5 separate regions of the Homo sapiens genome follow, and regions 2, 3, 4 and 5 are each linked to region 1. Evidence: chromatin contacts called from ENCODE Hi-C or POLR2A ChIA-PET data. All regions are on one chromosome and are shown on one strand. Each heading gives the region's core, a stretch centred on a gene start or an enhancer-like site at or near the end of the contact. The rest is flanking DNA. Distances are from core to core; before and after follow the strand shown. Region 1 overlaps LINC00649 (long intergenic non-protein coding RNA 649). Region 2 overlaps RUNX1 (RUNX family transcription factor 1). Region 3 overlaps RUNX1 (RUNX family transcription factor 1). Region 4 has its middle 25 kb from the start of RCAN1. Region 5 overlaps RCAN1 (regulator of calcineurin 1).

The links. A loop is a pair of places that touch in the nucleus more often than their neighbours do. ChIA-PET counts read pairs that join two places held with the same protein, here RNA polymerase II (POLR2A). Pooled maps may share reads with other maps.
Region 2: a pooled map shows a loop between it and region 1 (5-fold over the local background). The contact joins two enhancer-like sites. A Hi-C loop is called at or near these places in 2 of 50 pooled maps. POLR2A ChIA-PET finds 5 or more read pairs at or near these places in 2 of 52 experiments (IMR-90 and activated CD4-positive, alpha-beta T cell).
Region 3: a loop to region 1 is called in a pooled map, with 2.9 times the contacts of the local background. The contact joins two enhancer-like sites. A Hi-C loop is called at or near these places in 3 of 50 pooled maps. POLR2A ChIA-PET finds 5 or more read pairs at or near these places in 2 of 52 experiments (Panc1 and activated T-cell).
Region 4: a pooled map shows a loop between it and region 1 (6-fold over the local background). The contact joins two enhancer-like sites. A Hi-C loop is called at or near these places in 3 of 37 single-sample maps with no recorded cell type and 3 of 50 pooled maps. POLR2A ChIA-PET finds 5 or more read pairs at or near these places in 1 of 52 experiments (MCF 10A).
Region 5: a pooled map shows a loop between it and region 1 (12-fold over the local background). The contact joins two enhancer-like sites. A Hi-C loop is called at or near these places in 3 of 37 single-sample maps with no recorded cell type and 4 of 50 pooled maps.

The regions. Positions count from the first base shown.
Region 1 is chr21:33,945,518-33,951,689 of GRCh38, reverse strand. It overlaps LINC00649 (long intergenic non-protein coding RNA 649), which reads right to left. Exons shown (of 3, transcript NR_038883.2): 2 at 5,795-5,880. Among named protein-coding and RNA genes, the nearest start is that of LINC00649, 17 kb to the right of the region's middle. RefSeq lists enhancers at 2,900-2,959, 3,490-3,969, 3,144-4,343 and a silencer at 3,811-4,105. Within about 2 kb of position 3,834, at least 39 of the 41 ENCODE cell types and tissues checked have a DNase peak (open chromatin) inside an H3K27ac peak, as active enhancers do.
Region 2 is chr21:34,862,577-34,868,748 of GRCh38, reverse strand. The region is part of intron 5 of RUNX1 (RUNX family transcription factor 1); the gene reads left to right. All of the region lies in intron 1 of RUNX1-AS1 (RUNX1 antisense RNA 1), which reads right to left. Among named protein-coding and RNA genes, the nearest start is that of RUNX1-AS1, 29 kb to the right of the region's middle. RefSeq lists enhancers at 176-841, 842-1,509, 2,490-2,769, 2,810-2,979, 2,250-3,449. Within about 2 kb of position 3,093, at least 17 of the 41 ENCODE cell types and tissues checked have a DNase peak (open chromatin) inside an H3K27ac peak, as active enhancers do.
Region 3 is chr21:34,805,898-34,812,069 of GRCh38, reverse strand. The region is part of intron 7 of RUNX1 (RUNX family transcription factor 1); the gene reads left to right. Among named protein-coding and RNA genes, the nearest start is that of RUNX1-AS1, 27 kb to the left of the region's middle. RefSeq lists a cis regulatory region at 3,381 and enhancers at 3,333-3,401, 3,215-3,714, 3,229-3,739, 4,018-4,087, 3,601-4,800. Within about 2 kb of position 3,954, at least 23 of the 41 ENCODE cell types and tissues checked have a DNase peak (open chromatin) inside an H3K27ac peak, as active enhancers do.
Region 4 is chr21:34,637,197-34,643,368 of GRCh38, reverse strand. No RefSeq gene overlaps it. Among named protein-coding and RNA genes, the nearest start is that of RCAN1, 25 kb to the right of the region's middle. RefSeq lists enhancers at 553-672, 933-982, 993-1,042, 2,771-2,880, 2,911-3,110. Within about 2 kb of position 3,013, at least 2 of the 41 ENCODE cell types and tissues checked have a DNase peak (open chromatin) inside an H3K27ac peak, as active enhancers do.
Region 5 is chr21:34,542,901-34,549,072 of GRCh38, reverse strand. The region is part of intron 1 of RCAN1 (regulator of calcineurin 1); the gene reads left to right. Among named protein-coding and RNA genes, the nearest start is that of KCNE1, 34 kb to the right of the region's middle. RefSeq lists a silencer at 4,887-5,036 and an enhancer at 1,709-5,407. Within about 2 kb of position 3,837, at least 24 of the 41 ENCODE cell types and tissues checked have a DNase peak (open chromatin) inside an H3K27ac peak, as active enhancers do.

The sequences.
Region 1 (6,172 bases), core at 2,585-5,084:
TGCAGTGAACCTTGTCCACATCCCACTGGAGAACCAATGCCCTGCCTGGCTGGAAATCAACACCCTGGCTGTCCTAAGGGCTCATCTCTGGTTTGATGAGGTTGACAACTATTTCTAGAGGCTCCCATCACCCAGCTGAGCAGCTGTCCACCTCCCTCAGGTCTCTGGGTGGCACTGGGCAGGGCTGGAATCTAGGCTGCCAGGCACCCCTGACTGAGATGTGCTGAGAGGGTCAAGCCTGGAGAATCCCTCCCACCTTCTGCTTTGCCCCTGGCTCCTGTATGGATGCCCTTCAAGGTCACGCCTCTCTCTGATAGAGGACTCAGTTTAATTACCAGGTGCTGCTTGGACTTCTCGTGTCCTAATTTTCAAATAGCCCACAAGGCCCCAGGCCGCATGTAAACAGGCAGGGAAAATAGTAGCTCCTCCTGAGTGCTGTGCATGGCCCCAGAGGCCGGGATGACCAGTTTTCTGCTGACCACTTCTTTGTGGTTGAGTAAAAAGGCCTTCGCATTTCGGGATAGAACTGAGGTTCCTTAGGATCTACTGTCATCTTCAACCTGTGGCTAAAGAACAAGGGCTGGTGAACAGGGAGATGCTCAGGTCATAACAACAAAAACAGGTGACAGTGATGAAGTATCCTACATGCCAGGCACGGTACACAGGGCTTTACATGGGTTAGGTCATTTAATTCTCAAAACAACCCGAAAGATAGAGATATAGACATACATACATATGTATATATGCGTATATATACACACATATATTATAAATAAATATATATTATAAATTAATGTATAATTATATATTATATATAATCCCATTTGTGATTATTATAATCATATAATTATATATACACATATTATAAATAAATATATAATTATATTTTTTATATATATATATAAAATTCCCATTTTTCTGATGAGCAACTGAGACTGCCAGAGGTATGTGACTTGCTCCAAGTGACACAGTTAAGTGACAAACCCAGGACTGAGCCCCAGAAAATCTGGCTCACATCCTTGACCACGGTTCTAGGTGTGATCTTTTGTCGCTGATCCCAGATTCTACGTCACCTCTAGCACATGTCAGGCACTGCCCCTGGCGGACCCTTTCCACCCTTCCTGCTTTGCTGTCTCAGTGGACCCTTCAGTAGGTGTGTCAGCGGGAGGGGTTCACAGAACACCTCTTTGGCGGGATCTCCAAAAGCCCCTCCTCATTTCCCTCTTCTTGACCACCAACGTGTCCCTCTCCCTGCCCTTTTAGCTGGGGTCTCCTGCGTGCCTGGGCCTTTCTGTCTCCTTCTTATTTACTTTGCCCAGCAACTACTATAACTTCTCACCTGGCTCTGACCCACACAAACCTAGACCAATCCCCCTGTTTCCCTCTCCACCTCCTAAAGAGTGGGGTGCCCAGCTGGACCATAACGACACAGCTGCCTCGGGCTGGGGTTGAGGGGCATCCACTTGGTTCTTCCTTCACTGGGAACGCCAGACCAGGAACGGCCCCAGCTTTCCTTAAGGAGGAATGGTTTCTCTGAGTGGAAATGGTACGCATTCTGCAGGCACTAACCATCTTCAGTGGTTGTGGTTTAAAACTCAGAATGAGAAAGCCACCTTCAAAGAAGCCATGCCACACATTTCCTGTTTAGGAGCTCAGCCTAGACTAGATGAGTGCTCACGCCTATAGTCCCAACACTGGGAGGCTGAGGCGAGTGGATGGTCTTCAGCCCAGGAGTTTGAGACCAGCCTGGGTAACACAGTGAAACCCCATCTCTACCAAAAAAAAAAAAAAAATTAGCCGGGTGTGGTGGGACTCACCTGACTCACCTGTACTCCCAGCTACTCAGAAGGCTGAGGTGGGAGGATCACTTGAGTCCAGGAGACTGAGGCTGCAGTGAGCCATGATCACACTACTGCACTACAGCCTGGGCAAGAGAGTGAGACAGTGTCTCAAAAAAAAAAAGAGCTCAGCCTTGATTGGGCATCAGATTTAGTTCTTGCTTAATGGCCCAGAGCAGCATAAAGCATGAAGCATGACAGACATGTCAAAAGCAGGCCTGGCAGAGTCATCCTCCTGGGCTCCTATGGCATATCCTTCACGCTGGCCAGGCCTCAAATCCAATTCCAGGTCTTGACCACCACCAAAGCCCTGCGGTCAGCCGAAGGTTCCTGCCAGCCAGCTTTGTTCAGTTATCTACTTATTTTTACCCCTAAACCACCCCAAAAAAATAAGCAGACTGACTGTTCAGTTAAGGAGGGACATCAGTCCACTACAAGGCCCTGAAGCCAAGAGCTAATTTTAAGAAAGGAGGGAAACACATATCACAATGTGCCCCAGACCAAACACCACTGGGACAGGAGTGTGAACAGCGCTTAGAACCCAACCCTGGAGGCTCACCTCTGTGCAGCCTTTGGCCATCCATCCGGAGCCCGCCCTGATTCTCCACAGGGAGAGTGGGGAATTACAGTTCCCATCCCTGTTGGGTGGAACCAGATGACATCCTAAAGGCCCTTCCTACTGGGACTCGCTCCATCCTGGTAATACCTGCCATCGAATAAACACCATGGCCAGCCATAGAGACGCATGATCACACTCGGTCATCCCAACAACCCAGCCAGACTGTTCTTGTGAACACCCTTTCCAGAAATGGGGACAGTCTCGTGCCAAGATGCCAAAATGGGTGGGGGGAAGAGAAAGGGTTTGGGTCCAGGTCTGTCTAATTCGAAGGCTGCTTCTGGCACTTCCCCAGCTCACGAAGCCTGCTGCCTCTTGACAGGAAGTAAAAGGCACAGACAGATGGTGCTCTGGTGGAGCCCTGCCCAGAAAATGGCCACTTCCGGAGCAAAACTGCCACAGCAACAGGCCTTGTCAACAGCAGCCTCCAACCGTTAACCACAGGGCCATCTCACCTCTAGAAATCAGCTCCCTTTTATCCACACATCCCTACACACAAACAATAACTCCATCACCCAGGAGACCACAGAACAAAGGCAACGAGAGAGAGGGACAGAATGGGGCATAAATAAGATGCTGGATGGGCAGACAGGAAAAAAACACTTCAAGGCAGAGCACACCAGGATGTATTAGAAAGGAGTATTTGACACGCAGGCTTTTAGATGAAGCCTACCCTCCTTACGTGGGGAGTATACACAAATGAGTCTGTATTTTCAACTACGTCACATGCACCGCCTTGCAACCCAAAACAATATTTGTGCTTCAGGGGCTGCACTGCGCTGTTTTATACACAGAATCACCTGGCACAGCTCCTGTCCCTGAGATGCAAATTAATGTTCTCATGTAGTGGGGGGAAGGGGTCGAGAGGAGGCGAGGGGGAGGGGAGCAAATGTGCTCTGCAGGCCACACTCAGGCATTGACATCGCTGGGCATGATAGGCGCCGCCAGTGCTGTTGCTTAGCAACTCAATACCCTTCGAGAAAATCCAGCAGCCTCGCTGGCTTGCAGAAGCAGGCAGGGCTGGTTCAGCATGGCATTGGGCATGGAAAGATACTAACAGGTTTTTTTTTTCCAGTTATTAATAATCATTCTTCCTGATTTCCCATACAGATCGACATACCTGAGGGGACCCAGAGTCATCCACTACACTGGGGCTGGAAAAAGCCCAGGGTTTTTAAATTGCCTCCCAATCGGCTTCGGAGAGTAGTGGAATTTTACTGGCTGGTCCCATGACACTCCTTCCAGCCCCGGCCCTCACCACAACACAAAGGCAGAGCTCCACAGTGTGACTCACCAGCATACCTTCAGATCGTTGTTTGTCAGCCCATGTCATGAGTCATGGTTTCTTCAGCTTTCTTTTTTCTCAAAACTGAAACACTTGACATTTTACAATAGGGTTGGGGGGAGGCTTTTCATTTTTTTTTTTTAAGCCACTCTGTGGCTTTGTGTGCAAGTGTGGGGGCACGTGGGCAGAGGTGAGTAATGGATGCAAGAACAGGTAAACATGAGCAAGGTTCTCCACGCCATCAGCCACCTGGCAAGCCATCAGAGCTCAAGGAAGTTGTCATTTGTGTCGTGGAGGAATGGGAATACCCCTGGGCTATGTATCTTGGAAGAGACAAGGTGCTGGACAGCTTTCCACCCTCCATCTGTTGCATCCCAGCAGTGTAATGCTCCCTCTATTCCCACACACAAAGAGGTCGGCTTCATTTTGTGCCACGTGATAACAGCACCATGTAAGGCTTTAAGAAAAATCCTGCAGGAGTTACAAGAGACAAAGTACACTGCGACGTAAGATAAGAAAAAAAGAAGTGGAATTGCCACAGGGAAACTGTGCTGGGCCGAACAGTTGGTTGGTGGGTCCCTGGCTTTGGGTTCTGATTCTGACATAAATCGGGTGGGTGATGAGCTTCTTATTTGCATGGCTCATGCAAATATGCCATGATGTTATAAAGCACAACTTTCCTCCTCTCCATGAAGCCCTCAATCTCCAAATTTATTCACTTAGACAGCACAGTCTTTCCCCCAGAGTGTGAACCCCTCAAAGTCGGCACCATTTTATAAATCTCTTTATGGTATCAACCCAGCACATATCCAATACATACTAGATGCTCACTCATGCTGCCTGTGTGTATGGAGACATGGAGAAACAAAAATTAACTAAATCCAATTCACGTTTTGGAATCCTTATTTATTCCCATGCATTACAGGATAGATTCAATATGCCCTGTCAAGTCCCAGGAAAGTAATGAAGACCTAGGAAAGGATACAACAGAAAACGTTCTGAATGTTACACAATTTGAAATGCCATGATGTCATAAAGCATTCTTAGAAAAGGTAATAGTTGGCCGGAGGTGGTGGCTCACTCCTATAATCCCAGCACTTTGGGAGGCCGAGGCGGGCAAATCACCTGAGGTCAGGAATTCGAGACCAGCCTGACCAACAGGGTGAAACTCCGTCTCTACTACAGATACAAAAATTCGCCAGGCATCACCTGTAATCCCAGCTACTCGGGAGGCTGAGGCAGGAGAATTGTTTGAACCCAGCAGGGGGAGGTTGCAGTGAGCTGAGATGGCGCCACTGCACTCCAGCCTGGGTGACAGAGTGAAACTCTGTCTCAAAAAAGAAGAAAGAAAGAGAGAGAGAGAGAGAGAGAGAGAAAGGAAGGAAGGAAGGAAGGAAGGAAAGAAAGAAAGAAAGAAAGAAAAAGAAAGAAAGAAAGAAAGAAAGGAAAGAAAGAAAGAAAGAAAGAGAAAGAAAGAAAAGGTAATAACTATCAAAAGTCTCCCCACAGTCAGGGATGAGGACCAATTCTATACATAAGTAAATTAGGGAAGGGGAAAGTTAGAACTAATAAAAATATTTGCCCTGTCAGATTGGGGTAATGTCTGAAATTTCCACAATATTTGCTTATTTAGATTAAGATATTGAAGACCTGTGTCAAAATGTAAATGTTCTGTAGCCACAGCAATGTATAAATCCATTATTAACCTCAGGTGCATTTGCTAAATTTATTAAATCCATTCCCAGAGTGTAAGAGACCTAGGGATTGAGACTTGAAGCATGTAATTGTGTTTTTACATTATGGAAATGTCCAAACATGTACAAACTTGAAGTAATAGTGTAATCAAGCTCTATGTGCTCATCAGCTAGCTTCAACAATTATCATCCTATCACCAGCCCTGTTTTATCTACTTCCTCCCAACACACACACATTGGAGTGTTTTGAAACAAATCTAAAACCTCATAGCATTTCATTCATACATATTACAGTATATAACTCTAAAATATAAAGACTTTTTTTTTTTTTTTTTTTTTTTTTTTAGAGACAGGTACTCACTATGTTGTTCAGGCTGGTCTCAAACTCCTGGCCTCAGGCAATCCTCTCATGTAGCTGGAATTACAGTCCTGAGCCACCGCACCCAGCTAAAAACATAAAGACTTTTTAAAAACATAACCACAATACCAGTATCACACCTGAAAAAAAACCCCAACAATTTCTTTTTTTTTTTTTTTTTTCTATTTTTTTGACATGGAGTCTCGCTCTGTTGCCCAGGCTGGAGTGCAATGGCATGATCTTGGCTCACTGCAACCTCCACCTCCTGGGTTCGAGCAGTTCTCCTGCCTTAGCCTCCCAAATAGCTGGGACTACAGGCATGCACCAAAATGCCCAGCTAATTTTTGTTATTTTTAGTAGAGACAGGGTTTCACCCTGTTG
Region 2 (6,172 bases), core at 1,844-4,343, 920 kb before region 1:
CATGGCAATTAAGTAGGCCATCCCTGTTGTGAGTAGATAACACATGATAGATGGGTGTGGCGGGAGCCAAGGCTCAGAGGTACAGAACCTGGTGAAGGTTCAGAGGGTCTCCCTGGACCACTTGTCATTCACTTGAGACCTGCAGGTGACAAGGAGACTAACCCGGTGGAGGCATGAAGAATCATGTCCCAGCAGAGAAAGCAGAGTGAGGAAGGAGCACCTGGCCTGTTGGGAGCTGAGAGATGCTCCAGTGGCGGTGGTTGGGGAGTGATGGCGGGGAGCCTTACAGAGAGATAGGGCGGGGATTGCCTTAACATCCACGTTGGGAATTTGGTCTGATCCTAATGAAATGGAGAACCACTTATAACTAACTCCAGATACAAATTGTGGAAAGATACTTGGCTTACAGTTTAAAGAATGGAAAGGACATTTGGAGGGTGCGTGGGGAGCTTAGAGACCCATCCAGAGACTGAAAGCTCTCCTTTCTCCTTTCAAGCAGCGCCAGGCATGTGTATATCCAGCTTGCAAGGACCCCATTTGGTAGATGGCACTGTACCTAGAAGTCAGCTCCCTCCTCAAGCTTGCCTCAAGCTTCCCTCTCTTCCCTCTCTACCTCCACACTCACCTGCCTTTCTTCCTACCTGCAGTGGCAAGTGCTGCAAGGCTGGTGAGCAGGAGCTGACGCCCCCCAAGCCTTCCTTCCCTGAAGAATGTCCATGCCTCAGGCCTCCCAGCTGCAGCTCTGTGTGGCCTTGGGCTGTGTGTTTGAGGCACCCGGCTAGGGGCACTATCGGAATCAGGAGGAGGCCAGGCCCAGGAGGTCACTTTGGTCACTTGCCCTGTGTGACCCCAGCCCAAACACACAGCCTGATGGATGAGTGAAGACTGGTAAATCTGGTGGCTGTCCTTGGGGGAAGCACAGGGCAGCAGGTGTGGCCTTGGTCTCCAGGGGGCTGCGAATTCAGGGTTTTGGGGTGTTTTGGTTAAAACTTGGTTCCCCAGCTGAGATCCTAGGGAACTGTGGTATCAAAAGGAAAAGGAAGATTAGAAAGGGAAAATGAAATCTCAGGAAAGGAAATGCAAGATTGCATGAGAACATCATGGTGTTTTGTGGGATAGGTGATATTCTGCCAAATAAAGAGGCCCGCCCCTCCACTCCTTTTGCAAACCTGAGCTTTTCCCCTGCCTGCAGTTGAGCCCAGCATACCTGTGCCTTGGAAAAAGCAAGCTATGCCTTCCAAGTGAAATTCGACGTTGTAAAGGACTGGCTGTCAAACTGAAAGTTTGCAGAGTGATTCATTGATTTTTAGAGACAGGGTCTTACTCTGTCACCCAGGCTGGAGTGCAGTGGCGTGATCTCGGCTCACTGCAACCTCCGCCTCCTGGGTTCAAGTGATTCTTGTGCCTCAGCCTCCCAAGTAGCTGGGACTGCAAATGTGTGCCACCATGCCCAGCTAATTTATTTTATTTTATTTTTTATTTTTATTTTATTTTATTTTATTTTTTATATTTTTGGTAGCAATGGGGTTTCACCAAGCTGCCCAGACTGGTCTTGAACTCCTGAGCTCTAGTGATCCTCCCGTCTTGGCCTCCCAAAGTGCTGGGATTACAGGCATGTGCCACCATGCCTGGCCTCATTTATCAAACTTTTCTTTATTGCCTCAGAATAGAAGATACAAAGATGAATAAAATTCTGTCCCTGTCCTCAAACAACTCATTTTCATAGAACATCTCCAGAGAAAATGCTTTGCATGTCTTCGGTTTTCTCCAAGTAAAACAGCTATTTTTCAAACAATCCATAATTCCAAACAAATGCCATTTCCATGGAAAACTGAGTTCTATATTCTAAGGACCTGATTTTCAGTCTGACTTTTGAGGGTAGTCCTGGTGCCAGTAGCTTAGGCCTCAAGTCTGCATTTTGCATGTGTGATGTGAGTGCGATTGGATCAAGCAATCTGCAAATACAGGCACTTTGCACACAAGTATATACAGTACGCCGACATCTTAATTCAATTCAGCATGGAGAATCAGGAAATTATGTGCAAGTTGAAGGATTTGTATCCCGTCCAGAAATCCCCAAATAAATTAATTATACAACTCCACTGTCAAAAATAGTGGCAAATGTTTGGGTAAGGAAATGGAAGAGGAGCATAAGCATGAATTTTGGCTGTTAGGTTGTTCCAGTGGAAAAGTGAGAAATCAAAATTAAAAATACTTCATAAAAAATACTCCAAATGCAGACTACTCCTGGAATCCGAGGGTACGTTAATTTTTATACTTAGTTATCCGCAATTAAAATTAGACCCAAAGCCATCTATTGTAAAAGGAGAAATCTCCCTGCAACCTTTCAGGATCTTGTGGGATTTCCTGAATTTGCAAAGAGCAGAACCTGAGCCTTCACTGACTCTCTTGGTTTTTAAAAGCTGCGATGTTTTTCTTTTATTTTTCCTTTCTCACTCTTTGGGCGTTTCAAGACTCTGGGCACAACTGGCTTTCCTGCAGACAAACACAAGAGTGAAAAATGTTGCGATTGTGTTTCCTAAGGACTCTGAGCCCCCAGGGCAGACGGCTCCTTTGTGTCTGCAGCCTTCCTTTGCGTGACAAAGGGCAAGTTTCACATCCCCTGAAACTGTCCCCAAAAGAAGAAGATGACTCATGCTTACAGACCTACACTAAGGAGAGTGACAGGAACAGAGTCTGCTGCAGAGCCAACTCAGGTAGACCGGGGATACCTGCAAACTAGACCTGAGGAGGCCGAGTCACAACAGGAGTCGGGGCTCGCCCGTCAGACACGGGGTGTTATAGGAGGATTCTGCTCTGATGTGGCCTGGATGCACTTTTAAATATGTTCTTCACACCTAGGCAAGAAATGACCCCGAGCTGCATGTCTTTTTGCTTTGTAATCTCCTTGCCACCCTCAGCTCTTTGGGGAGCAGTGTGCACATTTGAAGCAATCCTGAGGTTTAGCCACTTCCCAGATGTGGTGAGGAAGTGGAGAGTGCGCTGGGCCATGCGGAACTGCAGGTTCCAGCCGTGGCTTTATTTGACCACAATTGGCTGTCAGAGTTCACCAGCCCCAGGGCCGCCAACGTCAAGACTAATCAAGCCTAGACCTGGGGCCTCCCCGCTGACTGGCCCTGGGGAGTGTGTCATGGCAGCGAGTGTCCAGGAAGACTCACCCCTTGACCTTCTTCCCAACTAAATAAAGCAGTTAGTATTTTGCCCTGGCATTTGGATGGACACACTGGCGTCGAGGGAGACAACACATGTTGCAGTGAGGAGCACTGGCCTGGCTTGTTTACATAGCATATCAGCCACTCACAGTTGTGCCTTACAAAGGTCGCCAGCTGGCGGGGCAGGAGTGAACTTGAACTTGAAGTTCAAGTTGCGTTTAGGCCTGGTAGCAGCCCCATCACCTGCTGAACACACACACACACACACACACACACACACACACACACACACACACGCACAAAACCCCTCCTCATGTCAGACGTCAGTGCCTACTTCATCCCCAGCTCCTTCTTACGGGATCTGTCACAGCTCTGGTCTTTGTGGAATCACCTTTATCATGTCTTTAATGATCATTCCACTGACATTTACTGAGACCTTTCCCTGTGCTCTGCTTGTATATTCAGCATTCCATTTAACCTGCAGAACAATGCTACGAGATGGAATGACTGTTATTAACCCCCTTTTACAGATGACAAAGCTGAGGCCCCAGAGAGGTCAAGTAACTTGCCTGAGGTCACACAGCTAGCAAGTGGCAGAGCGAGGTTTTGAACCTAAGTAGGTTGCCTTGAGAGTCCACACTGAATGAATCACCACTGTGTTTCCACCTTCATGGGATTTTATATGGAATTCTTCTCTCTCACTGCTTCCAAGCCTACATCAAGACAAACCTCATCTGCCCTGTTGTTTTTTGTTCTCACCTTCTTATTCAGTATGAGTGTCGTTTGGTGCTTCTAATGGTCTTCTAATGGTCCTCCTGGAACCCAAGCCCTGGCTGGAACTGATGCTGCTGTGGTGGTCAGGGTTCAGTGAGCAGGAGGAAGGACTTGGTGTTTACCCCTTGTTTACCCCTTTCCTTGGCTTCCTTCCATGCAGGCCACCCTGTGACCCCGTGGTGGCCCCCTCTGGAACCAAGAGCTGCCGACTTCCAGCAGCACACACAGGATCAGTGCTGGGGCCATCTGTGCACTGACCAAAGCCTCTGCTGGCCTCACCAGACCAAGGCCAGTGAGTGCTTCAGGGAGCCTTGGATCCTCCAGGCTGCCAACAGAAACACCGGCCCTCTCGGCAGCAGCCCCATCCTTCCACCCCTGCACTGGGTCCTGAAAAGCCCATTTTGGGGCCGTTGCTATTTAGCCAACCTGCCCTCCCTTGCTCTCCTGTGATTTCTCACTATTCCGGCTGCAGCTCGCTGGGAGAAACACTTGAGAGTCTTTTGTGCTCCACACCCATGTACTTAAAATACCAGGCCTATAGGTCATTTCAATGAGGGAATTTGGCTCATAACACGTGTGCCCCGAGGCACAGATCCTACTTCTGCAGATGCTGGCCAAGAAGGGCTGTGTCCCAGCCGCCATGGGGTGGGGCCACAGAGAGGGCAGGGCCACGTGGAGGGCAGAGCATGTGGCTCCTGTCAGGTGCGCCCGTTGCTGACTGCAGCCCAGTATCAAGGCTCTGCTGGGTCTCATTGGAAGAATACAAAGGACGTGTAAGGCAGTTTTCGTGCTGTGGAAAAATGTCACCTACACCTGTGAAGAAGTCATCACTGTGTCTGTAAGATAATAAGCAAATGTCCTTGTACCCAAAGCTGTAAACAAGAGCCCTTTGTGAGGGAGAACCACATGACTGGCCAAAACGCCCCACCTACTAGTGTGTGCTCGGTGGAAATGTCTTGTGACTGTGCTTAAAATGAAGGGCATGATTGGGAGGCCAAGGTGGGCGGATCACAATGTCAGGAGTTCGAGACCAGCATGGCTGACATAGTGAAACCCCATCTCTACTAAAAATACAAAAAATTAGCTGGGTGTGGTGGTATGCACATGTAATCCCAGCTACTCGGGAGGCTGAGGCAGGAGAATCGCTTGAACCCGGGAGGCAGAGGTTGCAGTGAGCCGAGATCACGCCATTGCACTCCAGCCCAGGAGACAGTGCAAGACTCCATCTCAAAAAAAAAAAAAAAAAAAAAAGATGGGCATGAAATAATGAGAATTCAGATAATGACCATTCATTTCACAAATTATCACTTTGATTAAGTTTTACTCCTGATTATATAGGTTAGTCTGTGGTTTACCAGATGGGGTGTCATGAGTGCTCAACTGCCAGAGGCCCAAACGCAGCTCAGTAAGAAAATGCTTTTGAGCTATAACCCAGGTTGAGTACCATTGGTACATTAGAATCACAGAGTCAGATTTTACTTTTTGGGGCAGTGGTAGGTGTGGATAAAGTATCTCCAGTCCAGATTTCTTGTACTGGTGCTATTGGGTTTGCGGGTGGAGATTTATGACCTCAGGGATAATAACCGGAAGAACAGTGAGTAGAAAGCTCAGGGATATGAGTTTTGCTGTATATCAAAGCTGTGTGACTTTGGGAAAATTACTTAACCTTTCTGGGCCTTAGCTTTGCTACCTATTCATCAAGAACAATAAAATCCATCTTGTTTATTTCATGAGATTGGTGTGAGGACCAAATGAAATAGTATATGGGAAGGTGTTTAAAAAGTTGTAAGTTCTACACGACTTAAAAATGCCAGTATTATGAATGCAACCATTCTTTGTTGTCATTTGGGTAGTCGTGGATAGCGTGGTGGTAGGAGAGCCACTATCGGAGCAAGACTGTTCCAGAGGGTAAAACACACGCGTGCCTGTAGAGCAGTTGTCACTGGTAGAGCCATGATGGGAGCTCTTACTACATTGCTATTTGTACTGAGTTAAATAGTGTTCTCCAAAAAGTGTATGTCCACCTAGAACCTTAAAATATGGCTTAAGGTCTTTACAGGTGTAATCGAGATAAAGTCATACTGGACTTGGGTGGGCCATAAGTCCAATGACTGATGTCCTTCTAAGAAGAGGGAGGGGACACCCAGTAGGAAGACAGTCATGTGAAGATGGAGGCAGAGGCTAGAGTGCTGCAGCTGCAAGTCAGGAAACGCCAAGAAATGCTG
Region 3 (6,172 bases), core at 2,705-5,204, 860 kb before region 1:
TGTTGCTTGGTGGCAAATATTTAAGAAATTTCAAAAAATAGAGAGGTGCAAGAGAGCTATTTCTCAGGGGCATGGAGGTTTCTTGGGGGCATTTCTCGGGGGTATAGAGGGCTGTTTCTTGGAGGCTATTTCTGTGCATGGAGAAGCCTTGAGTTTCAGAGGTATAATAAACACTACTCCTCCAGAAATATGTCTGTGAAAAATAAGCTGGAGCGGGTGGGTCTGCAGGACACTGTGTTTAGGAATGAAGGCTGCCTGTCCTGCCATCTCTCAGGAGCTCCCATCAGAACAGACAGTAAAGACAGGAATGGCATGTCTCCAGTTGTGGGGCAAGGCCCCTCCTAGTGTGAAGAAAATATACTTCCTGGATCTATCATTATCTCTAGCATATCAGAGGGGGGAATAAAAACAACTGGGGTGGCAAGGCCCTGCTGAAAGAGAAACTCATTGTTCTGCACATTCAGAGACTTCCTAGTTGTAAAGCCGTTCAGAGCTCTTGGAGGTGAAGGGGCAGCCAGGGAATCACATAGAGTGAAAGACCTGTGTGCAGCGGCCAGGTCAGAGGGCGTGTAGAAGACGACATGAAGCATTCCCACAGGGCAGTTCCCTGAGGTTCTGTCCTCCAGCTCTTGCTGCAAGGAATTCTAGAAGCCTTGGCCTGATGTGTGGGAAAGGAAAACAAGGTGAAGAGGATGCAGGTAGGAAAAGAAGAGCTGTGACAAGGTAGTCAGATGGGAGGACTGCATGAGAAAAACAGAGGAAGAGAGCACAGAAGCAGCCCTTTGATTTCACTCGCGTTTATTGAAGGGGACGAGGCACTTCCACTTGGGGAATTCTACTTCCCTTTGTCAGGATATCCTTCAAATTGGGAGCATGGAATGGAAGCTCTTAAAGAAAGAACGGTTGCCATTCATTGTGGGTCACACTTCACAAGACAAAGAGCAGTGAATCCTCGATTTGTAAAATGCAGCTTTCAGAATCTGTGTTGTGGCTGGCACGGTGCAACACTGCTGTGAGGCCCTGACGCAGCTGTGTTCTGCAGGGTGGCTATGGTGCTCCTTGTGAAGGAGGAGGCTGCTGCTCTGCAGGAGGAAGGGCTTATGTTGCATCCTAGCGGTGCATGCTACCCCGCTGGAATAGTGCACCTTGGAACTCTGGCTGCCTAAGGAAGGTCTCATTTCTGGTGGCTTTGTGAGACCAAGCCTCTCCCTCTTCTGTTACCTGGAGCAACAACCAGCTAAGCCAACAGTACTCTCCAGACACTGTTATCCTTTCCTGGAAGGGCAGGGGAGAGAAGACTGTTTCCTGCCTTCAAGGTGCCAGCTACTGCATTGACAATATCGGGCAGAGGGGCACATTTCACCCTCCCAGGAATCTAAGGGACAGATGCAATAACATCTCCTTATGGGGGGAAACTGAGTCTCCAAGGCATTAAGTTACTTGCTTCAGCACACTGTGAGTGAGGGGCCAAGCTAGGGTCTCTGTCCTTACCTCTCAGACTGCAGAACTATGCCCTTATTGTATCCTTACTGAAGCCCTTTTGGCTTTTAGAGAGACAGCTCTGGGATGAGGTTCCCAAATCCTGAAAATGTTTGGGGCCAGAACAAACAAAAGCATCTTTATGTTAAGCCATATTTCATGTTTATTGTTTTGAATTCTCCTTTTCCCCCATTCATATGAGTTTTTCTTCTGATTTTATTAGAATGCCATGCCTCAGAGTTTGCTGCTTAAAACCAGAATCCCTGGCATAAAATCCAATAAGCCTGCCTTAGGGCCCATGTCATATGGAAGCAGAAGACAACAGAGACTGCTTGCTGGGCTTCAAGCCACTCTAGAATTTTTCAAACAGTTCTAACATTTTACAACATCAAAAAAGTGCCAAAGTAAAAACTAAGGCTGCAGCTAGGAGAATGCCCACTGAGAAACCCGTGGTTGGGTTTGTGTAGAGAGGAAGGCTTTTGAGATCACTGCTCCATGCCCCCTCGGCCTCTCCCACCAGAGGTCTGGCTCAGGGACAGCACTTGGGCACAGAGAGCTGGGGCAGTGGCAGAGATGGATGGGGTAGTCACCAGAGGAAGCCCAGGCTGCAAACTGGCATGACACACACCTGTGTGGAACAGATCTCCATCTGAGCTGGGCTCAAAAGCATCGTATTCTCCAATATCGACAACTCATAGGTTAGGGGGTTCATCATTTTGTAGCCTCTGCAGTCCCAGACGTAAAGTCACTTCTTTTTTTTTCTTGCGTGCTGACACCCTAAGGCATTACATGGACCCTGGCAAATCTCAGCCATGTTACTTAACATGATCTGCCCCAGCGACAGCTCTTAACTGTATCTGTTTAGCCAGAGATATCACAGGTGCCTCTCTAGGAAATCCCACCGGCCCCTCATCAGCACAGTGGAGATTGGCTGTAAAGCACGGCCTTCCATGCCCAGCCTGGACTGCAGGTTGGAGATGACAGTCTCCCAACCCAGGCCTTCCAAGCATAGACTATCAAGCGTGCACAATCCTCTTGATATCAGGTGCCACCTCAATGGAGTGTTCTTCAGAAAATTCTGTTTCTTTAGCTGTGTGCAGTCCTGGGAGATGCTGTGCCTCTTCTGCTTGAAGCTTCCCAGCTCCCACTTGAGGTGTCAGTGATTTGTTTTACTGGAGTGAGTATCCTCATTCTCCACCAAGGGTCCAGTCTCAGGATGGAGGCTGCTTGAGATATCCCAGCCCTCAACACAATATTTCTGGCTCATGTTTTTCAAGGAACTAAGCGGGGCAAAGGTGCCAGAGGAGTAGAAGGGAGCAGAAAGTTGTCTTTACCCTCCTGGAGAAGAAGGACATGGAGGAGTGGAAGGAAATAAATAGGGTGGCCATAGAAGAATCTAAACATCCATGATGTGCTGGTGTTGCAGGAATGTACCCAACCTGTCTGTAGAGCTCCTTCAGGCCTGGAAAGTTGTATACGGGGGGCAGAGGTGCAGAAAGTGCACAGTGCAGAAGATCCTTATGGAAAAGATGTCTGCAACAAATGTTTATTTAACAAAGTACAGAGAAAGAATCTGTCTGCAAGGGAGGAGGCAGCAGAAACCAGAAGGTGCCTTCTGTTCCCTCTGAACTATGGTCCCTCCAGCTGTGTGCACTGAAGGCCACTCTCCCTCTGCCTCAGGGACACGATGCCAACTGAGAATGAGACATGTTCTAAAAACACCCATCTTTTCTGGAAGCTAGTGACCTATCCTTGAACCCTCCCTCCAAAAGCACTCTGCCTAAATACGTAGCCCTTTCCCAGACGTGTCTCAGACTCATCTGGCTGAGGGTAGCAGCCTCGTGGTGCAGGGTGAACTGTTTCCCCTGGGAACCGTCTGACAGTGCTAATGAGGAATTGCATTTTGCGTTTATAGAGCACCTTTCATCTGTGGATCTCAAAGCTGCCCCACAAACATTAATTAACTCTCACACCTGTGAGGCAAGTGAGCCTGGTTACCCCCATTTTTAGAGGTGAGGAAACAGAGGTTTGAAAAGAAAAGGACTCCAGGGTGAACCAGCAGGGTTGGGGGCGGCCTGATGTGAGGAACCAGCATTCTTGATTCACAGGGCCCTGACCACAAAGCCACAAAGCTTCCCCGGCGAGGTGATGAATACGGGTCCCGGAAGCAGGGAGTGGTGGAGAGGCGGACACAGGGCTCCCTTCTTCCTTCCCGCAGGCAGCCTGCCACCTCCCAGGCTGGCAGGTCGGCAGTGAGGATGGGATCCCTCAAAACCTGAGGCCTTTAAAACAGCATACCCAGGCAGGGTTCTGCCCCGGCTTGGTCTGTCTGCTTCTCTTCAAAGTAATTGCTGGAACAACGAATGCATCTGAGCTACACATGACTAACCAAGATGTCTGCAGCCGGCCAGAGACGAACGGTTGGCAAATCCTGGAGCTGTTTCACAACCTCCCTTTTTTCCAGGATCCAGAGCTGGTGCTGACTGACTCATGTTATCATGGGATTTCAATGATATAGCAACAGTGTGCTGAGCCGGTGTCTGCTACCTGGGGGTACCTGTAGTAGGAATAGGTGACTGCTCTTCTTACTTGTGCTGTGCCGGAGCTTTGCTCCCTGCTGCAGAGGCCAGAGGAAACACTGCTTCTCAAAGACAGTGGAACTTTCAGGGAAATGTCCCTTTCAGAGCAGAGTCACCCACCCCCAGGGACTCTGAAAGGCCCCTGACATCACACACCTCTGACAGATGTGATGCTGGGAAGCATCTGGGGTCACCCCCTTTGTCTGCAAGGGGAGCCTAGGCCTTTCTTCCCAGGGGTCCCAGACAGTGAGATGCAAACCACCACTGGGGCTCGCCCTAACACATCACCCTGGAAACTGACTCACATCTCTGAGTCCTGAGTCACATCCTGTTGTGTGTTCTGAGGTCTCCAAGAGGGCATTACACCAGCTCCCCATGACTGAGGTGAATCTGGAGGGAACCCTGGGAACGTCCCTACCTTCCTCCAGGATGAAGGAGGGAAAAAATTCCTCCAGGGAAATAACCAGGGCTGCCCCTAGGGTTTATATGTTCACCAAGCTGATTTGCCTTTTTCAAAAATAGATGGTAGAACCCTGTGGTCTATGTGACTTTTATTTTTAAATAGCTCTGAGAGATGACTGAAAGACCTGGCGTTTTAAAGATGTCAGCCACACAATCAAGGAAGGGGCTTTCTAACTATAACCTTCTCCAAGCCCAGGATGAAGGGTGCCACCGCTCAAGGGGTGCTGTTGGAAACCCAGCTTCTGAGGGTGGGTGTTTAAAAGACCCTAGAGTGGACAGTCAGAGGAGGGCCGGGAGGGGTCTCTATCCATCTTCTCCCAGCGCCTGTGGGGAGCACGAGGACAAAGAGGGATGTTTTGAACTTTTCAAAGAACAAGATATTTTGTTCTATTGATTTTGTCTATTATTTTCCTGTACTTAATTTCACTGGTTCCTAGTCTAATTTTTATTATTTCTTCTCTTCTGCTTGCTTGAGGTCTGTATTGCTATTTTCTCCAGTCTCCTGAGGTGGAAGCTTCAGTGACTGATTCTGGATCTTTCTTTTCTAATATATGTATTCAATGCTATAAATTTCCCTCTAAGTACTGTTCTATCTGCATCCAAAAATTGTAATAAGTTGTATTTTCATTTAGTTCAAAACATTTTTTAATTTCTCTTGAGACTTTTTATTTGACTCATGTCTAATGTAGAAGTATGTTGTTTAATCTCCAAATATTTGGAGATTTTCCAGTTATCTATTATTGGCTTTTTAATTTAAATCCATGTGGTCTGAGAAAATACTTTGTATGCTTTCTATACTTTTAAGGATCTTAAAGTGTGTTTTGTGGCCCAGAATATGGCTTATCTTGGTGAATCTTCCATGTGAGCTGAAGAATGTGTATTCTGCTGTTGTTAGAGTATTCCATAAATGTTAATTAGATCAAGTTGACTGGTAGTGCCGTTTAGGTCAACTGTGTCTTAATTTTCTGCCTGCTTGATGTATCAATTACTGAAAGAGGGTTGTTGAAGTCTCCAATTGTAATAGCGTATTTACCTATTTCTCCGTGTAGTTCTATCAGTTTTTGCCTCATGTTTTTTGACACTCAGTTTTTAGGTGGACATATATTAAAGATGCTGTCTTCTTAGAGAATTCACCCACATTATCATCATGTAATTCCCTTCTTTATCCCTGAAAATTGTCCTTCCTCTGAAGTCAGCTTTGTATAAAATTAACATCGCTGCTCTGGCTTTCTTTCAATCAGTGTTAGCATGGTGTACCTTTTTCCATCCCTTTACTTGTAATCTGTATAAATATTTTTATTTAAAATAGGTCCCTTGTAGACAATATGTAGTTGGGTCTTGTCTTTAATCCACACTGCCAATCTCTGTCTTTAAATTGGTGCATTTAGAGTATTCATATTTAACCTAAGTATTAATATAACTGCAGTAGTATCAATCATATTTATAACTTTTATATTTGTTGCACCTGATTCTTCCCCCCACACCTCTTTTTCTACCTTTTATAGGTTTAACTGAACATTTTATATGATTCCATTTTATCTCCTCTGTTAGCATATTAATCATTCTTTTTAAAAATGTTTTTAGTTACTGCCCTAAAGTTTGAAAAGTACATGTATAACTAATCTACATCTAGCATCAAATAACTACCACTT
Region 4 (6,172 bases), core at 1,764-4,263, 690 kb before region 1:
ATCCAGCTATTCATATCATGGCAACATCATGCTTCCCTGCAAGTGTCATTAATACTCTTCTACCGTAGAGGGGCTCTTCAGAGGAAAGGGTATAAATTAGCAGCCAGGCTTGTTCACTAGGGGGCATTTTATAAGATCATAAATGGTAATGGAAAAAGGACTTGGAAGGTAAAATAAATGAACATAGGTACAATTCTTTTGCTACAATTTTTGTGACAAAAAACCCAGCCAGATGCGGTGGTGCACACATGTAATCCCAGCTCAGGAGGCTGAGGATCTCTTGAGCCCAAAAGTTCAAGACCAGCCTGGGCAACATAACTGGACCCAGTCTCAAAAATAAACTAAAATAGGCCTGAACCCTCTAACGTGCATCTAGAGAGACATCCAATGCTCTCACTGATATCTGAATAAATTGCCAGGCGTAATAGTCATTCCTGTGGTCACTGTGGTTGTCTCCCTATCATTCAGCCACACCATGGGCAGGAAGTGTGCAGACTGGTCTCTGCTATAGGGCTGAGTCCTGGGATCATTCCACCACGTGCATTTCCATTCACAGCCAACCACACCCATCACCCATGGCACATGTGATGGTGGCACCCAGCACCCAGAGCCAGGCAGGACTTGCCGCTGGTGCTCTCTCCTAGCTGGGAACCAACCCAGGAGGCTGTAGGTTTGAGCACTCCTTCTTGGTTCCCTAGGGACTGGAAGTTGCACGCACTGTCAGCCAGCCATGGCTAAAGAAAGTGAAAAGTGAGGGAGTGAGCGAGAACAGAGAAAGTCCCAGGGCTGGTGTTCCACTAGCGTGCTGTGGCTCTAGTGACCACCTCTGCCTCACAGGTCTTGCAACTGAGATACAAAAACTTTTGATTCTGTGGCTTCAATACCAAGCTCAGCTCTGTAGGTCTTTGAAGTGAGCCCATTCAAGCCAAAGATTTGAGACCTTTGGACATTGTGAGGAATCACAACATGACCAAAGGCAGGTGGGGACTTGAATCTGCACATTAAGGGAAGGAAGCCTGCCCCAAAGGCATCACACATGACTAGGCAGCAGGTGGGTGACTGATGAGTCTGGGTTCACATCCTGAAGCTTTGCCTTGTGGGTGGGGACCATGCTTTACTGTGAGCCCTGCACCTGCTCTCAAGCCCTTCAAGGTGCCTTTTCCTCTCTACTAATGATCTGAGCAATGGACTTTTGTAACAGATCCCGGGGCACTCTAGGCTACCACCCAAGGCACTGCTTTTCTGCCATCCAGGTATCTGGGAAGTCAATTCATAATCAGTAGGTTTCTTGGAAAACATGGACTAGGGGTACAAAGAGGCATTTATCATCGATTATGAGAGAAGTCAGAAAACACAGTGCCAGCCTCAATGGCCCTGGGTGCTGAGATGCTGTGTCCAACACTTTCTGACCTTCTCCCTTTTTAAAAAAATTCTAGACTCCATGCTGTTCCCTTGATCTTTCTTCAGCTGTTCTAAATATTGCCTAAGCCACAGGTTTCTCCTAAGTTCAGTAGGTCCACTGAGACTTCCTAAGACCAAGCTTACATTAATCTGGAGAAGGTGGTGCAGGATTCAGGAGGACGAGAGAGACCTCAGGTTGAAACAGGAGAGTTTTTACTGAGTGTACTCGGGCCCAGCTGACTCAACGTCCAAAAGACTGGGCCCAGAACAAAGACAGCACCTGACTTTTATACACACTTTACAAAAGGGGGTGGGCTAGCTTGAAGTAAGCTTACAGTGGCATGAAAGCAGGGATACTGAGGCAGGACAAAGACAGGATTGCACATGACCGTTGCCAAGCAACCCAGATGTCCGTTATCTAGTTTTGCCTGGGCATGGGCTTATCCTATAACCTTTACTATGGTGCCCAGGCAGCTGTAGTTTGGGCCTACTCAAGCTTCTTATGACCTTTGTTGTACTTCTTAGAGAAAACAGAATACTTGAAGTCACTAGTTACAGAGAAGAGGAACCTACAAACTCATTTCATAAAACAAAGGAAATTTTTTTTTCTATGTTGAGGGAGTGCTGGGAGAGTCTTCAGAGCACATTAGATAACATTATTAGGACCTTTCCTGGGTCTGGGCTGTGCCTGTTGCTGCCTCTGGGACAAGTCAGCCTAATACAGGAAAACTTTTTTTTAAATTTTATTTTTTTTTAATTTCCAGCCTCAAAGGGACCAACCCATCTTAGAGACTTCTACAGACAGCCCGTCCCCCTGTTAGGTGACGATTTTACCAGTGTAGACCTCCCAGGATGCATTATCACTGCCAGCATCTGAGGCACTTGTAGTAACCACTTTACGCGGACCTGAATCATGAATGCTTTCCATGGAAGTGACTCAGAGGAAAAACTATTTTCAAAGCAAGAATTGGCAGGGCAGTGGAACTGATTGGATGTGCAGTTCAAGCAAGAAGGAAGAATTAAAAGTGATGGAGAAGTTGAGTTCCTGAACACCAGAAGGTTTATGGACATGGAGCTGGGCTGGAGAGGCTGAAGCTGTCCTGAGGTGGGGGAAATTTAAAGGAGTGGGAAAGGTGTAGGGGACAACTGTCCTCTTTGCCATCCAGAATCTAGTCACCCTTCTAGTAAGCCAGAACCCTAAAGTTTCTCCAATGATCTCACAGAGTCAATGGACATGAACTTGAATAGAACAGGTTGTGTGAGCTGCTGCAACCATCTCGTCACCACGTGGAGCCTGAGAAAGGCATGCAGTGGGAGGGGGCAGGGACGAGATGGAGAGAGATCAGAGAGATTAAGAGACTCCTGAAGCAAGCTATATTGGTTCCACCCCAAACTTTTCTGTTACATGAGCCCAACATATTCCCTTTTTTGCTTAAGAAAAGAAAAATAAAATAGAATATTAAACAGTGCAACTGCTGTAGAAAAGTTTGGTGGTTCGTCAAAAAATTAAACATAGAATTATCCTATGACTCAGCAACTCTAATTCTGAGTATATATCCAAAAGAACTGAAAGTGAAACTCAAACCAGTATTTTCACACCAACGTCTGTGACAACATTATTCACGATAGCCAAAAGGTAAAAACAACCCCAGTGTCCATTAACAGTTAAATGGATAACAAAATGTAGTATGCACATGCGATGGAACATTGTTTAGCCATCAAGAGGAATGAAATTCTGATACATGCTGCAGCATGGATGAGCTTTGAAAATATTGTGCTAAGTGAAATAAGCCAGGCACAGAAAGACAAATGTCTTGTAACTGCACTTATATGAGGGACCTAGAATAGTCAAATTCATAGAGATAGAAAGTAGAATAGAAGTTACTAGGGGCAGGGGTTGGCGGGGTGGAGAGGCAGAGCTGTTGTTTAATGAGTACAGAGTTAACAATGGGGGAAAATATTTTAGGTACAGATAGTGATGATGGTTACACAACACTGGGAATGTATTTAATGCCACCGGATTGGATGCTTACAAATGGTTAAAATGATAAATATTATATATATTTTGCCACAATTTTTTTAAAAAACAGAAATTTATTATCTTGCAGTTCCAGAGACTAGAAGTCTGAAATCAACATGGGGGTGGTGAGGGTGAAAAAAAAAGATGATCAGAGAGTTTGGACATTTTTAGTGACAATCTACTCTGATAAACCAAGCACCTGAATTCCCATGGGAATAAGGATATGTATGGTCACCTTTACCAATTGACTGACTGTTTCCTCGGGGTCTCCGATGAGTTGGCTGTCTGGCGCAGGGTGCACAACAGTTCTTAAAGCCACACATCTGTCCAAAAGCTCAAAGAGGCAATAGTACATCTTACACTATTGCAGATCTTCCAGTAAGTACATATATATATCTCACTGTAGTGCTGGGAGTAACATGGTGGCCTCAACAACCCTGGCAAATTGCCCTGTAACAAAACAGCACTGTGGGAAGTCACCTTTACCAATCATTGGTGCATCATAACGAGAGTCTCCTCTTTCTTCTATTCAGGGTTATTTGAGTTCTTTTGCTAATTTAACTGTGGCATCTGGCCTGGGAACATCAAAAGACAACAAAACTCCTAATCATCAGGGGAAGAGTCAAGTCTCCCTGCCCCAGGAGTGATGACTTATTACAACAGCTCTGGGTTGGTGCTGATGGGTTTGCATGTTCCCCTTCAGAATCCATCCTCTGTGGACTTGAACCTACCAGGGGATCATGGTGAATTCTTCCAAGGTCTGGGGAGGGGTTGGTGCTCTAGGCCTCTGGTAATTTCCAAACGGTGTCTCTCTGAAGGAGGGCTGCCAGCCAGCAGGTTCCAACAGGGTCACACCATCCCCATCCACCAGCTCCTGGGATTTGCAAAAACACAAAAACAACTTTGCATTAACAGTCCATCTGAAACCCAGAGAAAGTGCGACCAGGCCTTTCACCAAGATGTGAAGCCTCTGCCTGGCCCAGAGGGATACATGTGTACTCCAGGCTATATTCTGAACCTTCATGCCTGTGACCGGGCCATGCCTCACATGTCGTTCCTACTAAACTGACTTGATCATGTCGAGCCCCTGTGGTAATCCATTCTCCCTTTTGGTTTTGAAACAGGGTCTCTCGTTGTTGCCCAGGCTGGAATGCAAAGGCACGACCACAGCTCACTCTAACCTCAAACTCCTGGGCTCAAGGGATCCTCCCATGTCAGCCTCCCAAGCAGCTGAGACCACAAGTGCGCACCACCACACCCAGCTAATTTTTTTGTTTTTTAAACCAGGTACTGTGAGTGCTCACCTGATTCTGGGCTCTAACAAAGGTGTTTTTTTATGTGTGTGGAGATAGTTGTTAAATTGGTGCCTTGCTGGGTGGATGATGGGTGGAGCCTTCTATTCTGCCATCTTGCTCCACCTCTCTCCTCCTTTTTATTTTTTTAAATAAAAAGGGGGTTTCACTATGTTGCCCAGGCTAGTCGCAAACTCCTGGGCTGAAGTGATCCTCTGGCCTCCCAAAGGGCTGGAATTACAGGCGTGAGTCACTGAACCCAGCCCATCTACTCTCTTAGTGTTCCCATCCCCACACTGTTCTGTCTTCCCTTTACCAGTTTATCCTGTTCTCAACTTTGGTCCAGATACAATGCCATTTTTGTGGACCAACCTTCCTCATCTTCACTGAGGTCATACCTGGGTTCAAACACCAGCTGAGACATCACAACCTCTATGACCTTGAGTAGCCATTCATTTTTTCAGGTATGCATCTGTATGATGGGCTTGATAGTTCCATCTGTTTCAGGCAAGGTTCCCTTGCAGTCACAGGAACCACTCTAACTATTTTAAGCAGAAATGGATTTCATATAGGAGTAGTGTGCTCACAAAACCTTCACATGGGTCAAAGAAGCAGGCTAGAGAAGAGGCCTGCAGGAAAGACTCATAAAACAATACTGCAGGACTAACCCACCAGGGAAGCCACCTCTTTTAACTCAAGCACAAAACTCTAGAATCAGGAAGTGGCACAGCCCCAGGACCTCTGAATCAACCTTTGCTTCCAGTGATGTAACACCTCAACTGTGATGGAGATCAGGGGCTACCATGACAATGTTTACCCCCATGGCCCCTCCACACCGACTAGATCTGCACCAACAAAAATATATATGACCCTTACTGCCACTCCCTTCGCACTTAATTCAGTTCCAAAGTCAGCTCTCTCATGGCTGCACCTAATCAGCAGCTTCCAAATCATATGTGGAGCCCTGTTTGCAAGGCAGGCTGGGAAATAGTTTCTGTCTCTTCAGCTCTGTAGAGAGGAAAAAGCAGAAGAAGGTTGCAGTGAATGGATGAGGTCTCACTCACCTCAGAGGGGTGTTGTGAAGAGTGCAGCAAGACTCTGACATCCTCATCAGTTTATTCATTCATTTACTCGGCAAATGTTTATTGCCAATTATTGCACCGGGAGTTCAATGATGAATGCCGCACAGTCCGTGCCCTCAGGGAGCTTACAGTCTATGCTATGGGCTGAGTTGTGTCCCCTTTCTCAAATTCATATGCTGAAGCCCTAACCTCCAATGTGACTATATTTAGAGCTATGGTTTTAGGAGGTAAAGCTAAACAGGGTTATGGGGTGAGATCCTAAATTGATAGGATTGGTGACCATATTAGAAGAGAAGCAGACACCAGGGCCCTCTTTCTCTGCACACACACACAATGGAACTGCACTGGAGGATACCTCAAGAAGGCAGCTGTCTGCA
Region 5 (6,172 bases), core at 2,588-5,087, 600 kb before region 1:
CAGGCGTGAGATGATTGAACACCACCTAGCACCTGGCAAACGGTCTCATAGTCCCTATCCTGGGTGTTGGACCACAACGAACTGTTTGCTGACCGTGCAATTTGGCAAAATCATCAAACCTACACAAAACAAGAAACAAGCGCACAAAATAAGTGCAAAGAGGAAAAGTAGGCATTTTTCTCTAATTGCTATATATTCTGGCATAGTCCTTTGCTTTGTTTACAATAGAACTTAGAAGAAATACAGTTTTATTTAGATGGCACTAAGAGAATTTAAGATTCCTTTGCCGGCATATTTTGAACTAAACTTTAGTAGATTTACTGACAGATGTAGAAGTTAATAGCAGCTTTTTAAATTATCATGAATAATGTTTTCAATTAAAATAATATTTCTTATGTTAAGCAGGATATCAATGTTATCACAATACAGTTAAAGACAAAGGTTTTACAAGTGCTAAAATGGGATGTAAGGTATACCTCAGTGAAACTGTTTTTAAAAGTTTTATATTTCAAAAGTTTCGACATTGCAGAGAATTTAAATTCTCAGCAGTACTGCCTTAACTTTTTTTTATTATTATTTTTACTCTTTTGAAAACTCTACTTTCCAGCTTTCTCAGTTTGAGAGGACACTGAAGAGCTTTTGCAGAAATCAGACATGTCATTTTATTAGGAAAACTGATTTGATTATTGATATGCCAATTATAAAATTCTTAGTCATCCAGCACATATCTAGCCATGCAAAAAAAATTTCATATGTAACTTTGAAAGCAAAAGTAATGAAAATCAATGTGAAATTACATTGATTGGCTAAATTCAGTTCTTCTCAAAGAGTAGTAAAATGCAGTTGTTAAGAACATAGGATCTATAGGCTTTGGTTCAGAATCCTGGTTCCAAAGCTGAGTGGTGGTAGGTGTCTTCATCTGCTCGGGCTGCTATAACAAAATGCCCTATTCTAGGTGCCTTAAACAATAGAAATTTATTTCTCACAGTTCTGGATGTTGAGAAGTCTGAGGTTAGGCTGCCAGCATGGTTGATTCCTGGTGAGGGCTCTCCTCCTGGCTTGTAGACTGTCACCTTCTTGCAAAAAGGACTCTACTCACCTGACTTCACCTAACCCTAATTACCTCCTAAAGGCCTCACCTCCAAATACCATGTCTTAGTCCATTTTCTGTTGCTATAACATAACACCACAGACTGGGTAACTTATAAATAAAAGAGATTTATTTGGTTTGCGGTTCTGGAAGCTGAAAAGTCTAAGAGCATGGTGCCAGCATCTGGTGAGGGTCATCGCATGGCAGAAGGCAGAAGCTGAAGCAAGCACAGGAGACAGGGAGAGGACATGGAGCCAAACTCATCCTTTTTATCAGGAGCCCACTCCCAGGATAACTAACCCACTCCTGCAACAATGGCATGAATCCCTTTGTAAGGGCTCTGCCCTCGTGGCCTCCTCACCTTGTCAAGGCCCTACCTCTCAACACTGTTAAAATGGCAATTAAGTTTCTAACACATAAACTTTTGGGGGACACATTCAAACCATAGCACCATTGCACTGGGTGTTAGGACTTCAACATGTGAATTTTAGGGGAACAGAATTCAATCCATTAGCATTGGACAAAGTACTTAATTGAGGTCATTTGCCTGGCCTCTTCATGACAGCCTTTTTCTCTTGGGACGATGTTTTTCAAAATTGTGTGTTTCCTGGGGTGCATTCCCATACATGGCAGTGAGCAGGTGAGGGAGGGGGAGAAAGGTGAGGGGAAGCTGTGATGTGGAAAGAGTAGTAGACCTAGGTAAAAACCTGGCTGCTGTGATGGGCCTGGACTCCTGGATATGCCCTATTCTCTTGGCATGTGGGACAGTCCCCGCTCCTGGGCTCAGGCTCCTGTAGCACCTGGGTGACGTGGAACCCGAACCCTTCGCTGAATCCTCAGCTACTCAATTTTGGCAGGGGTAGTGGCTGCAGCTGAGTAGGAGTTTGTTTGCGACCCTTTGTGTTCCAAAGAAAACGCCAGCCACAGAATTTACTGTCTTACTCACTGGAGACCTTGCAAAAGTGTGGGCCCCAAACTAGGGTTTGGGGAGAGATTTATTCACGTAGGTATTATCTGGTCTCTGTTACCCAGAAAGTCATTTTTAATAAGTCATGCACTCATGACTAATCATTTTCTCCACTTAAAAAAACTTTTTTCCAGGTAGGACATAATAATGGGTCAAGCTACTTATACTTTTCCTGTTTCCCCCTTTTAATGGGAAAAACACGCTCTTTTTCCATATCTAAAATGGAATTGAATGCTTCTTGTAAAATGTACATCTCAGGGAAAAACCCATTGCTATTCTAAACCTGCTTCCTCCTATTCTTCAGTTCCTGGTACGGTGGATGTTGTTTGCGTCTTCTGACTTCTACCCTCTGAGTTGGAGACTCATAATTATTGTTAGTATGTGAGCATGCAGTGTCTGTCTTTAAACTGCTAAGACGGTGTTGCTTTTAAGCGACAGCGATTGTTTTCTTGTTCATGTTTGTGCTGTCTTCTTTGCGTCAGCTCCTAAAATAGAGGGGAGTTGTGTACCTGTTAACAACGTGTTAACAGCATTGTTGGGGTTTTTCAGACAATTTAATTGTACAAGTAAATTATTTTAAGTTAGAGCCTATTCGTTTGAAACAAAGAAAATAGTTTTTACATTTCTAAAAAAAAAAAAAAACTAATAAGTAACTGCCAACAAATGCTAGACTATATACCTGTAAAGTCAGCATTTTAATGTCATTTTCTTCTAGAGCCAGAGTTTAGTAAGTTCTTGGCCTGCTGGGAAGAAATGTAAGGAAGAGAGTGTTGTTAGGTGGGGATTTTTTAACACAAAAATATAAACTTGCCTGACGTGATTTCTCGCCATTTTCTAAGTCACTGAAATGTTTGTTATCTATTTTATTTCAGTAAATCACTTTCTTTTAGCATCCTTCAGATGGTCAAACAGCATGTTGTATCTCTGAGAAATCTCATCTTATTAAAGATTGACTGATGTCCTTCAACATTTCTATGAGCGTTTTTCAACCCACAGAGATCCAGTTAAGATACAGACAAATATCAGGATCTTCTTAGGACCTGTTTGAAATGACATGTTTCAAAGCAGCTCTGTATTAAAAGAGGTCATTCTTTTCTGTTGAACAAGAAATTAAGTGAATGCATTTGGTGTGCTGGGGCTATTCTTCGAATGTTAGAGCAACCTGTTTCATTTTAGGGCCTGGGGTCATTATTCTCCATGGGTGGCACCGCTATCCTCCCAGTGGCATTTGAAAATCCTTGCGAGACTTTGTGGTTGCAGCAAGGACTGGGGGAAAGCTGCTGGCATTTGTAGGGAGAGGGGACTGACCAGCAGGGAGGCTAAACAGTCTAGAGTGCAAGGGGCAGGGCCATGCAAGGAGAAGCTGTTTCCTCCACAATGTCGTTAGTGTAACTGCTGAGAAACAGCGGGAGAAGTCACAGGCTCAGGGAACACAAAGGATCTTTGTGCCTGGCCTGGCCAGCCCCCCACTTCTTCAAGGAAGCATACTGGGGGTCACATCTATTTTCTCAGTGTTTCCCTTTCACCCATGCCCCACATTGCAGCATTTTTCATCAGAAACCACAGGAGCCCAAAATACACTTCCTCATTTCTGAGATGCCTTTCTTAGTCAGGGCTGAAATTAGTTTTCAGTGGACACCCACACTCAGGCACTGTACTAGCAAAGCCTTTTGTTAGAAACTGTCACACTGGTGTTCAGATTGTCCTCTGCCCGAGTTTTGGAAGGGTGGGTGACAAGGGCCAGCAAATAGTCAACACTGCCCGTTGTGCAATGCTGTGATCTCCCTCTGAGAGCAAGAAGCAAACTTGAGGTGACACTGAAACAAGGGGCGGGGGCACTGAGCCTGCTTTCGTAGCTTTGCTTTGCTTTTGCCTCTTGGTTTACTTTCTATGGGGAACATATCCCACTAAGAAGGCTGGTCCAGCCCGCACCATGATGGCAGGCATGGGACTCGGGAGACGTGGTCCCAGAGGCTCTCGCTCCACTGATGGTGAGGAGTAAATGACACAGTAGGCTTTGCAGAAGTGAAGTCAGAAATCAGAGGGCTCCATCTTTCAACCACTCCCTGGCCTTCAAGGATAGATCTTGGAGTTCACGTCATACAGTCTTTAAAAGGCTCTCCTGCCCACAAGGTGCCCTCACTACCCCTCTTCCACGTGCGTCCCTCGCACTGCTGTTTGCTGAGACTTACAGCCCCGTCCCATGTGTGACTTTTACTCCAACCCGAGGCGGGTGCTTCCTGACAGCAGGGCTGGGTCTCCTTTACTTTCTATCTTGGGGACCAGCAGTCTCCTCTGACAAGGAAGAGATTCAGCAAAGGCTCGTTGAGACCAGCCTGGGTGACACAGTGAGACCCTGTCTCAAACAAACAAACAAAAACCAGCAGAGTTTCTGATTCAGTAAATATATATTAGTTTTCTATTGCTGTGTGACAAATTACTACAAATCTAGTGGCTTACAATGCCCATTTCTTAGTTGACAGGTCTGTAGGTCAGAAATCACCATGTGCACAACAGGGTTCTCTGCTCAAGGTTAACAAGGCTGGAACCGGTTCTCTCCTGGGCTGCGTTCCTGTCTGGAGACTCTTGCGGAGAATCTGCTTCTAAGCACATTCAGATCCCCGTGGCCACTCTAGCTCCTTGAGGCCACTCTCAGTCCTTGCCACATGGCCCCCTCCATCTTCAGAATCAGCAACAGAGAATGTCTCTCCCATCCTTTCTCCGACTTCAGAAAGAACCCGGTCCCTTTTAAGTGTTCACCCCACATAATCTCCCAGGGTAATATAACCTAACTGTGGAAACAGAATCCATCACAGAGTCCCGGGATCATGCAAAGCTTGTCCACCAGGGGGCCATTTGAGAATTCAGCCTACCACAATAGGTAGGGCAAGAATTCTGGCAAGTTGCCAAGTAAGGCAGCTACTGCTGCTGTGGCAGCCACAGTCTGAAAAGCACCTACCTATGCACATTCTACAACAACCTTTGACTTAGATTGTTCCCAAATTGCAAATGAGGAAACTGAAGTTCATAGGATTCAGTCTAGAGATAATATTCATAGCACATAGTAACTGGTACCTCGTGGGCACTGACCACTCCGAATGGCTAGCAGGCAACTGACTCTGGCTGTCAGTGCCACTGTGGTCATCTTGGCCAGCACCACCAGTTGACTGAGGACCCCCAGCAAGTAAGGACTGCAGCCAGGGTTCCTGCCCAGGCCCATCTGACACCCAAGCCTGAGCTTTGGCCACTTCACATGCTAGGATTAAAAAGAAAATGTCATCCCTCGAAGCCTAAGTCAGGAGAAGAAGAAATAAAAGGACAGCAGTTTATTGATTCCAAAGCCCAACTTCCTTTGAACATTCTAGCTGCTGGATGTTCTATAAAGCTACCTTTCTCCAGTCTTAAATTTGTATTTGCTTCCTGTTGCTGATGTAACAGATTACCAAACAATTTTAGTGGCTGAAAACAGCACAGATTTATGACTGTACAGTTCTGGAGATCAAACTCCAAAATCAGTCTCAATGGGCTAAAATCAGGTGTCAGCCTGGCTGCGTTACTTCTAGGGCAAAATCCGTTTCGTTGCCTTTTCCCAGGTTCCAAAGACTCCCACTTTCCTTGGCTCATGGCCCCATATCACTCGAATCTCTGCTTCCATCATCCTGTCTCCATCTCCGACTCCAGCCCTGCCATATCCTGCTTATAAAGACACCTTGATTACACTGGGCCCACCCTGGTAATCCATCATCTCCTAGTCTCAAGATCCTTAGCTTAGTCACACCTGCAGAGTCCCTTCTTCCATGTATGGCAACATATTTACAAGCTCCAGGGACTAGGGAGGGGCTGTCATTCAGCCCAGCTCATAGTCTGAGGCCCACACCTATGTGGATCATAACAGTGAACGCTTTCATGGAAACTTCCTATGCACCAAGCCTCAATGTAGGCATTAGGTCAATTTGTGCCACCACCACCACATGAGGTAGGTCCTGTGATTATCCTCTTTACAGATGAAGAATCTGAAGCACATGGGACTTGAGAACCTTGCCCAAGGTCACACAGCTAAGAAATGGAACACCAGGTTCAGACCCAGGTGGCCTGGCTCCAGAGTCCATACTTCT